Linked DNA regions of Homo sapiens: region 1 is linked to region 2. The links are chromatin contacts, found by Hi-C or POLR2A ChIA-PET in ENCODE. All regions are on one chromosome and are shown on one strand. The core of a region is the stretch at or near the end of the contact, and the rest is flanking DNA. Distances in the headings are between cores, read along the strand shown.

Region 1 (4,456 bases), core at 399-2,898, 530 kb before region 2:
TGGAGGTGTCAGGATGGATTGTTGGTGAAGGAGAGGGGATAGGAGCCATAGCTGGGTGGCAGGGCCCCGGTTATGAGTTTCTGGCATTTTCCAAGAATTGGAAGACACTGGAGTTAAGCCACATCCCAAATGAGTAAGAAATCATGGAAACACCCAGTTCGATAGAAGGTATTCAGGCACTAGAGATTCTCCTTGTCCTAGATTCTGATTGAGTCTTTCAGAAATTGTGTGTGAATGTTCATGCTGTGTGTGTGTGTGTGTGTGTGTGTGTAGGTGGTTGGAGGGATGGTGTGGCGTGCTGGCATGCAAGTGCTCAGAGCTCATGGTTGGACATGTGAGCCCAAGGAAGCAAGAGGGTGGGGACAGAGGTGGCTCCAGAGCCTGGTGCATCTGGTCACATCCTATCACCTCTACTTAGAGAGGAAGTTAATCCCCAAAGTCTCAGATCATCGTCAATAAAAGGCAGACAGCCATAATAATAGTTTCTTAAGGGACTGTTTGGAGGAGGAAGGAGCTCAAGATTTATGTAGCACTTAATGTTTTGCTTGGCCACATACTGACTCTCAACAGCATTAGTTTCTTTCTTTCCATTCCTCCCTCCACCAACCCACCATTATCTGTGACTTTATCATGAGCTGAATGATGGGCCTTAGTTCAAATCCCTTCTGTTCCTATAAATATTAGCTAAGGAGCCAATGGGAACTCTTAGGACACATGTGGCTCTGGAGAGCTGCTCCAGACGGCTGGAAAGATAATGAGGGAAAGTGGGTCAGATTGCTGCTCTACAGAAGAGTAAACTTCTAGAGGCAAGGGGGTATGTGGTTTCAAGATTTATATTTCACTATCAGAAACTAGGAAGTAAAATCTCTTTACTCTTCCTTGTGTCAAAATCTTTTTTTTTTTTTTTTTTTTGAGACAGAATTTCAGTCTGTTGCCCAGGCTGGAGTGCAGTGGTGCCATCTCAGCTCACTGCAATCTCTACCTCCAGAGTTCAAGCGATTCTCCTTCCTCAGCCTTCCAAGTAGCTGAAATTACAGGTGCCTACCATCATGCCCAGCTAATTTTCATATTTTTAGTAAAGATGGGGTTTCACCATGTTGGCCAGGCTGGTCTTAAACTCCTGACCTCAAGCGATCCACCACCCTCAGCCTCCCAAACTGCTGGGATTATAGGCGTGAGTCATTGAGCCTGGCCCTTGTGTCAAAATCTTAAAGAAGTTTTAACTAATTCTTGTTTTCCAAACTAAGTAAAAACTATAATGTCACTAAGTGTTAAATTTGAACCTTGCCCCACTTTGATAATTCTTGACAGGTTTTACAAGAAAACATTTCACTTTAAGCACAATTTGTGTTTCAGAACACTTGCTTGCTGCTGGAAGATCATGGTGTTTCTGGCAGCTTTTCTTCGACCTCAATATAATTATTGTATCTTGCTAAACTCACCAGCTTCCAAAATCACTAGCTTCTTGCATATTTACCTTTGAAATCTCTATCAACCATCTCTTTGGTGACACTTGTTTTCAGCTGTCTTCTTAAAGAATGGGTCCTCAAGCATCTAAACCACAAGGCTGATTTTATCAGATCATTCTGAGAATTGAAATATCCCAACTCAACAATATAATTGTGTAGATATGGTGTTATACTTGATCTTAAATATGTAAAGAATTCAACTTGTTGTGTGTCATAGCTTTGAACTTGGGCTTCTAATAGAATAGGAATTCCACAGAATTCCTAGAAAAGAGCTCATGCACAAACAAAACAAGGAACCAGACATCCCTTTCCCCAGATTTGTGTGGAAAAAAGTATAGAGTGCTAGCACAGAGTGTGTTTCATGCCAAAGCTTTGTAATATGCCTTTTACTCAGTAAACCCTAATCATTCTGCACTTCACTTATGTAACCTCAACTATTTATGGGGGCTGAGAGGGAAAATATGATTAACTCCAAGTGGACAATTCTGGCTTCAAACCTCCAAATGATTCCTGTGTACTCAGTATTTACTCCCCTTAAAAAAGAACTGTTTCTATGGAGAACACACGTAGGTACAGAGAAGTCTCCATCACCCTGGGTGGGGTGGCTCATGCCTATCTGTAATCTTAGCACTTTGGGAAGCCAAGGTGGGCAGATCATGAGGTCAAGAGATCGAGACCATCCTGGCCAACATGGTGAAACCCCATTTCTACTAAAAATACAAAAATTAGCTGGATGTGGTGGCCCACGCCTGTAGTCCCAGCTACTTGGGAGGCTGAGGCAGGAGAATCGCTTGAACCTGGGAGGCAGAGGTTGCAGTGAGCTGAGATTGCTCCACTGCACTCCAGCCTGGTGACTTAGCAAGACTCCATCTTAAAAGAAAAAAAAAATCCATCAATAACTTCACACCAACAAACGTCATATTTAAAACAAAAGAAGCCCATGACATAATTAACTAGTTAGATTTTATCTAAGGACTGAATGTCCATAATAGAGTGGGAAAGCACACTTGTTAAAGTATAGTGTTCAGATGTGTTTTAGTTCAGCATGAGCTCCTCAAACTAATGTTCACAGGAAAAGTTTCTTCGGTGTTGTTACATGTTGTTTCATGTTGTTTGCATAGCATTTAAGCAAAGCAGAATATGCAGTAATAATCATCTGGTGACTCTTACTGCAAGTTAAGGAATAACTACATGAGTAGCAGTGGTCTTCAGATCCCCCCATTACAATTGCCCTCCCATTGCATTCCAGTAGATAATATTACTTATGAACACTTCTTATTTATTTAAATATAAAATCTTCACAGCTTGGGAGTGGGGGTACAAACAAGATATAGATTTTGAGAAAGCAAATTTGAGATACAGGCAATACAGATTCTCCTCTCTAATGAAGGCTTTGCCCTGCTTTTTGATTATTGTAGAAACAGCTCATTCATTCTTAAATGTCAAGGTTGTCTAGGCTGCTGTGTGAGTTGTTGTAAATAATACTAGTGACCACAAGAGACCACTTCCTACATTTCAGTGGCTTCACCCAATTGAGGCTTAATCTTTGCTTACACAAAGTCCAATGTGAATGGGTCATGTGGGCTTGCCTCCATTGTGTCGTGACACTGTCCAGAGCACATGGCCTCCAAGGTTGTCACAAGAGGGAAATGAGCTTGGAGGAGATAGTCTCTGCACAATGCTGAAGGGTACACTTCTTCTGTCTCACAGTGTACCCACCAGAACTGGTTCCATGGTCCTCACTTAACTACAAGGGAGGCTGGGAAGGATAGTACAGCAGGTGGGATACTGGTGACGCTATGTCTATGCTATGCTTAGTGTCTCTTGGTTCTAATTTTCTGGTATAGAAGTAAAAGCATTGAGTACCCAGGCATTGGCTGAGGCCAGCTAGGGTGGTGGCCAAAGGAAAAGGAAGGAGGTGGATAGACAGATTAGGTGGCAGAAACTTAAAGCAAAATAAGCAAAGTACCCGTTCCTGTAAGCCAAAGGTAAAGAGGGCAAGAAGATGTGTAGAAGCCTGGGTTTGTGGACACCATTTTCCTATTTATAAGGTAAAATACACTTTAGTTTTGCTTCATGGCTGCTTCTTGGCTGTCTGGTGGTGTAAAGTATAAGACTTTTCATGCTACCTCTCATCTGGACTCAGTTCCTGGGTCTGCGATTGCCACATGTGCTTGTTGGCTTTGGTGTGGGATAATTACCTTAAACTGACATGATTAGAACAGAACTTAGAATTTCACTCTGCAAAGTGGCTCTCCCTCATCTGTCTGTCTTGGTTGTTAGGGACACCAAGTCCTACATGTCTAGGCTTAAAACTTGGACTGCTCTTTAACTAATTCCCCAATTTTCCTTCTCAGTAAGTTATTCTCTGGTCCTATTTTTGTTCTCAGTTTATTTGGTTGTGAGGTTTGTTTGTTTGTCTTTCATGGAGCATGTCCGGGATTTGTTCCTTTTCTCTACTCTTTCTTCCATCATCCTAGACCAGGCCCTCATCATCTTAGTTATAGATGACTCCAGTAACCTTCCAGAGCTCAGTTCCAATCTGTCCTGTTCACCATTGCCAAATTAACCTTCATTCAGCAACTAAATTCATAACATTACGCTAACATTTGAAAGCCTTCAATACTCTCTGTTTTCTTCCGCATTAAATCTACATGGAAACCCTGTGATTATTTTTTGCCATATCCTAAACAGTAAACTAAATTCCTTACTTTTCCTAGCTGGTACAATGCATACAACTTAAACTATATTCCTTAATGTATTCATCTTTGTATATCTCATAGCAATTAGCAGTGTGCCTGGCATATAGTGAGGCCTTAATAAATATATTTTGAGTAAACGAAGAGTAGATTTTCAATAGATATTTGCTTAAAGAGGACCTGGGATTAAATGTTGATGGAACCAATATCCTGAAATACAGAATGTTTCAACATCCTTTTATGTTTGAACAATGCTGACTGAAAATCAATATGATAAAGACCTATTGA
Region 2 (4,207 bases), core at 735-3,234:
AGGGTTCAAACCCAGACCATCAGCCATCGCAGCCATATGCTCTCAACCGGGCTTTCCTAAGAGGAGCACTCAGGGAGCACCCATGACTATAAATTCCTCAGGGCCAAGCTGCTTGGGGTCCTAGTGGGATGAGGAGGTTCTGAGCTCCGTGACTCTTCCCTGACGGCAGCTCAGAGCCTTCTACATCAGGGCAGCAGGGGCCAGAGCAGCTCAGCCCAGCGGCCGCAGCAGTTCACTGACATTTGACATTGTTTGTCGGCAGTCACAAGTGGTCACTATCAAGGATTACTATTTGTGTATCTGTGAGTCACAATATGCCAGATTCATCAGAGCCAGATGTCACAGTGAAACCAGATGAGGCCCTCAGACAAATCCCACGCGCTTCGTGTGTCAGGCCTATATCCATTCATAAAACAGCTCCCTCCCAAAATATAAGTCTTGAGAAAAAAGAAAAATCTGAAGTTGGTTGTGCAATTCTGAGACTAGTTGCAATTGATTTCCAAGCCTTTCCCGCAATGCCTCTCATACTTTTAATTCTGGATTATTCTTCTACGGCTCAAAGCAGAGAAGGAGACATAGTGTCCATCATTTTACCCCAGAAGAGACAATAGAAATGGAAAGACTTCAGTAGGTGAGCTCAGAATAATAACATTATTTTTGCTATTGTAAATACAAAAGCTACTGAAATATCTTGTGGTCAGAATAAGACAGACGTGCCACTAAACCCCTCCCCACTTCTTTCTTTTCTTTCTTAAACTTTGGACTGAGCCACTTTCTCAGAAGCACAGCTGAAAAACCCTTAAAAACACATGCACGCATACACACTAGTCTCAGGAGTGCGAGGTGTCTGGAGTAAGGATTAGAGAGGTTCAAGTCGGTTCCCCTTGTTAAAATTACAGCTGCACCAAAGATGGTACAGTATATCAACCCAGGGCTCAGGAAACTTGTCCAGTTCTCAAGAATGAGAAAATGCAGCTGTGCTGGATCAGACAGATTGTGGAGGGTGAAGCTTCCCTCTCCCCTTCACCACGCTGTCCAGAAAGAAAGGTCAGAGAGATGCCCAGCTGTGCCAGGCAGCATCCAGGAGGACTGGGGTCAAAGCATGTGCATTTGTCATTCTGCAACTGTTCAAAAGACAGGTACACATTTTAAACAATAACAACAAGCATGGAAAATAAGCCCTGTATTTAGCATTTTTTCATTTTTCAATTTCACATTTTCTTTTCCTCCAGGGGTTGAAATTTAATCTGTCTTTTAGCAAAATGGAGCTGGCTCTCTCTCTTCTTCTGGCTTTTTCTCCCCAGTATACTCCCAGTGCCTATCCCAGAGATATGCTCAGCTGATTATGAAGCCTGTGCATTGTCGCCGAAGCCTGTTGTCACTATGGAAATGTGTTTGAGGGCAGGTGGTTTTTTCATCTACCCTCACTTGCAAACACACACACACCTTTGCAGCCATGGTGACCCTGCTAATCTTCAAGTTCAGCACTTGTCAGGTGCTGACACAGAAGGAATCCCAATACAAAATGCACCCATCGTGGGGCGTTCATGCATGTGAGTGTGTGTGTTTGGCTCCCCTGTAAGGTTTCCAATTTCCCATGGGACCCACTATTGCAGTAATTGGAGTGATGCAACCTCATTCAGTAGCTGTTCTAAGAAACTTTGGCCCAGGGCTACACTTGTCCCTCTTCCTGAGATGTCCTCCTTGACATTTCTCCCCTCCCCAAGAGGCACTTTTGGTAAGTGAGGCAACACAAACATCATTCACCAGCTGCACACCGGCCCCTGAGTTTGACGACCTACGTTATTGGCTAGCAGAGTCATTTTTTAGTTTAACTCACATCCGGTTAGGCACAAAGATATTTTTAAGGCTACTTGGTGGGGGGCGAGAACACATCAGGGGTCACTCCAAATTCATTCCAAATCAGAGCCTCTCAGGCCAACCCCACAGAGAGCCAGAAGGAGGAAATGACTCACTCCCTGGGCCCATTGCTCTCTCGTAATATGTTAAAACTCCTTCTCCCGTGCAGAAGTCCAGGGACCATCACTGAGGTTCAGCTGCTACTTGAAGTCAAGTCCTGCCCCAAAGGCACCCATTGCCCTCCTCCTCTTAGAGGAAGCCCATGTTCTGTGGATATGTGTATGTAATGGGCCATCCTTATATGGAATAAAAAGTTGACAGAAACAGGTTTCCCAGCTTCCCACTTTCCTGTGATGATCTCTGAATGTCGGTTGGTGAAATGAGATGATTAATAAATCCCTAATAAATAGGAATCACTCATTTCCCTTACCTCACCATTCTTCAGATCCATTATTTTCAAGTGAACTGGTAGATACAGTTAGAACTGTATAACGATGCATTGTCCTTCATTGGGCCAAAATTTATAATATTTATGTACTCACTCATTTATCCATCAGGCCATCCATCTATTCAAAAATGCCTAAGTGCCCAGTCTCCAGCACAGCGAGACCAGGAGACAGATGCCATTCTAGAGCTGATGGCTGCCTGGGGTTGGAGAAAGGCCAGGGAGTAAACAAAGGCAATCCTGTGGCACCAGATCTGAGGCTTGGAAAGCATGTGAGTGGCATCAGGCAGGTGGTCAGTGCCACCTGCAGGCAGCAGGAAGGCTTCTGAGGCTGGAGGAGCAGGTATTTCCAGGCATGGAACTGGCAAAGTCACAACAGGCAATGAAAGATCTTTGAGCCATTTCACCTCTTGCCCTTACTCATGGGACTTTTTCTTCCTTGATTTCCCTAACCCAGCATGAAGGAAACTCTGGCACACAGCAGAAAGCTAGCAAAAGCCCACTGAGAGAGGTATGAGTACATTAATAGTGATGAGTAGTTAAAAGAAAGATAAATACAATAATTTTTTTAAAAAGTGAAGGCAACTGCATGGGAGGATCGGTGAACACAGGGTTGTGAATGGCTGCTTGTGGCTCACTCATCCATGGCAGACACCACTGCGCACCACGGAAGGCTTTCCAGTTGAGTTAAATGGCAAAGGACTCACAGCCCACCCTATTGGAGTATAAACTGGCACACAAAACGGAACCTACTTGCCATTTGCATTTGTAGACTATTCTTATGAGGATCTTGACCATGAAGAGTAAAATAAATAAAATCCTATAAAATATTAGAGAGGAGAATATTTTCTCTATTAGAGTCTTTGAATGTACCTGGAAAAAATATAAAATAGAATGTCTACATAGCAGTCATATCGCATATGGTAACAGCACTAAAAGAAACGGATATTTCTAGAATGCGTATAATTTTTTTCACTGTTGTATTTGTTCCTACATTCAACAAGTAATTTGGATTACCTGTGATGTGCAATGTGCTCTCTCGGAGGGTATTGTGAGGGTTATTGAATTGTGAAGATAAAGGGTCATGGGTATTGCAGAGAGAAGGATGAACTTTCCAAAGTCAGCATTTAAGAAAGATCTAAAGGACGTAGAACTGGACTTGAAAAAAAAGTGGGTTGTAACTTATACATGTGGGAATTGGTATGACATTTTAGAAAGAAAAAAATAGCCTGAAAACGCAGAAAAATAAAAATTAGGAGGAGAGGGAATTACAGGGAAAAATTTAATGTGTCCAGAATATGTATGCTCTATGCTGAGTGCAGCCTGGGCATTAGTTAACTAAATCCTCTCTTAATCATGTTCTGTCAGTCAGTATAAGGGTCCAGCAGACAGTGTACTCATATTCTTATATGTTGAGACCTTAAGAAAAATAAGTGACATTTTTAGGAAGCAGAGATCATGAGAGTCATAGCTAATAGGACCTCATTCATTGTGTCTATTTGGTCCTGGGAGAAAAGCTCAAACCACTGGCTCAGTGCCAGGCTGTCCTTCCACCTCTTGGTAGGAAGCGTATACAGCCAGGCTTCTTGTTCCCAAGAAACAAAATATAATGGATCTGTTGGAAAAAAATTATTTAATTGCTTTGATCTTCATTTTTCTCAGATGCAAATTGTCGAGAAATATCAGCCTCAAAGGATTGTTGTAATTAGTAGACAAAATATATGAGTCTAGCCAGATAGAGAGTAAGTGCTCAGTATACATGAATTATGGATTGTGGATAGTAAAAGCATGTTTCTGATATTGGTGGTGCATCAGAATCACTCAGAGGGCTTCTTAAAACACGGATTTCTGGGTCCACCTCCAGAGATTCTGATTCTGTAGGTGTGGAGAGGACCTGAACAT

The links. A loop is a pair of places that touch in the nucleus more often than their neighbours do. ChIA-PET counts read pairs that join two places held with the same protein, here RNA polymerase II (POLR2A). Pooled maps may share reads with other maps.
Region 1: a loop to region 2 is called in a map of PC-9, with 6 times the contacts of the local background. The contact joins two enhancer-like sites. A Hi-C loop is called at or near these places in 1 of 168 maps with a recorded cell type or tissue (PC-9) and 2 of 50 pooled maps. POLR2A ChIA-PET finds 5 or more read pairs at or near these places in 2 of 52 experiments (IMR-90 and PC-9).

The regions. Positions count from the first base shown.
Region 1 is chr7:41,577,483-41,581,938 of GRCh38, reverse strand. No RefSeq gene overlaps it. Among named protein-coding and RNA genes, the nearest start is that of INHBA-AS1, 110 kb to the left of the region's middle. Within about 2 kb of position 1,648, at least 3 of the 41 ENCODE cell types and tissues checked have a DNase peak (open chromatin) inside an H3K27ac peak, as active enhancers do.
Region 2 is chr7:41,044,116-41,048,322 of GRCh38, reverse strand. No RefSeq gene overlaps it. Among named protein-coding and RNA genes, the nearest start is that of LINC01449, 55 kb to the left of the region's middle. Within about 2 kb of position 1,984, at least 4 of the 41 ENCODE cell types and tissues checked have a DNase peak (open chromatin) inside an H3K27ac peak, as active enhancers do.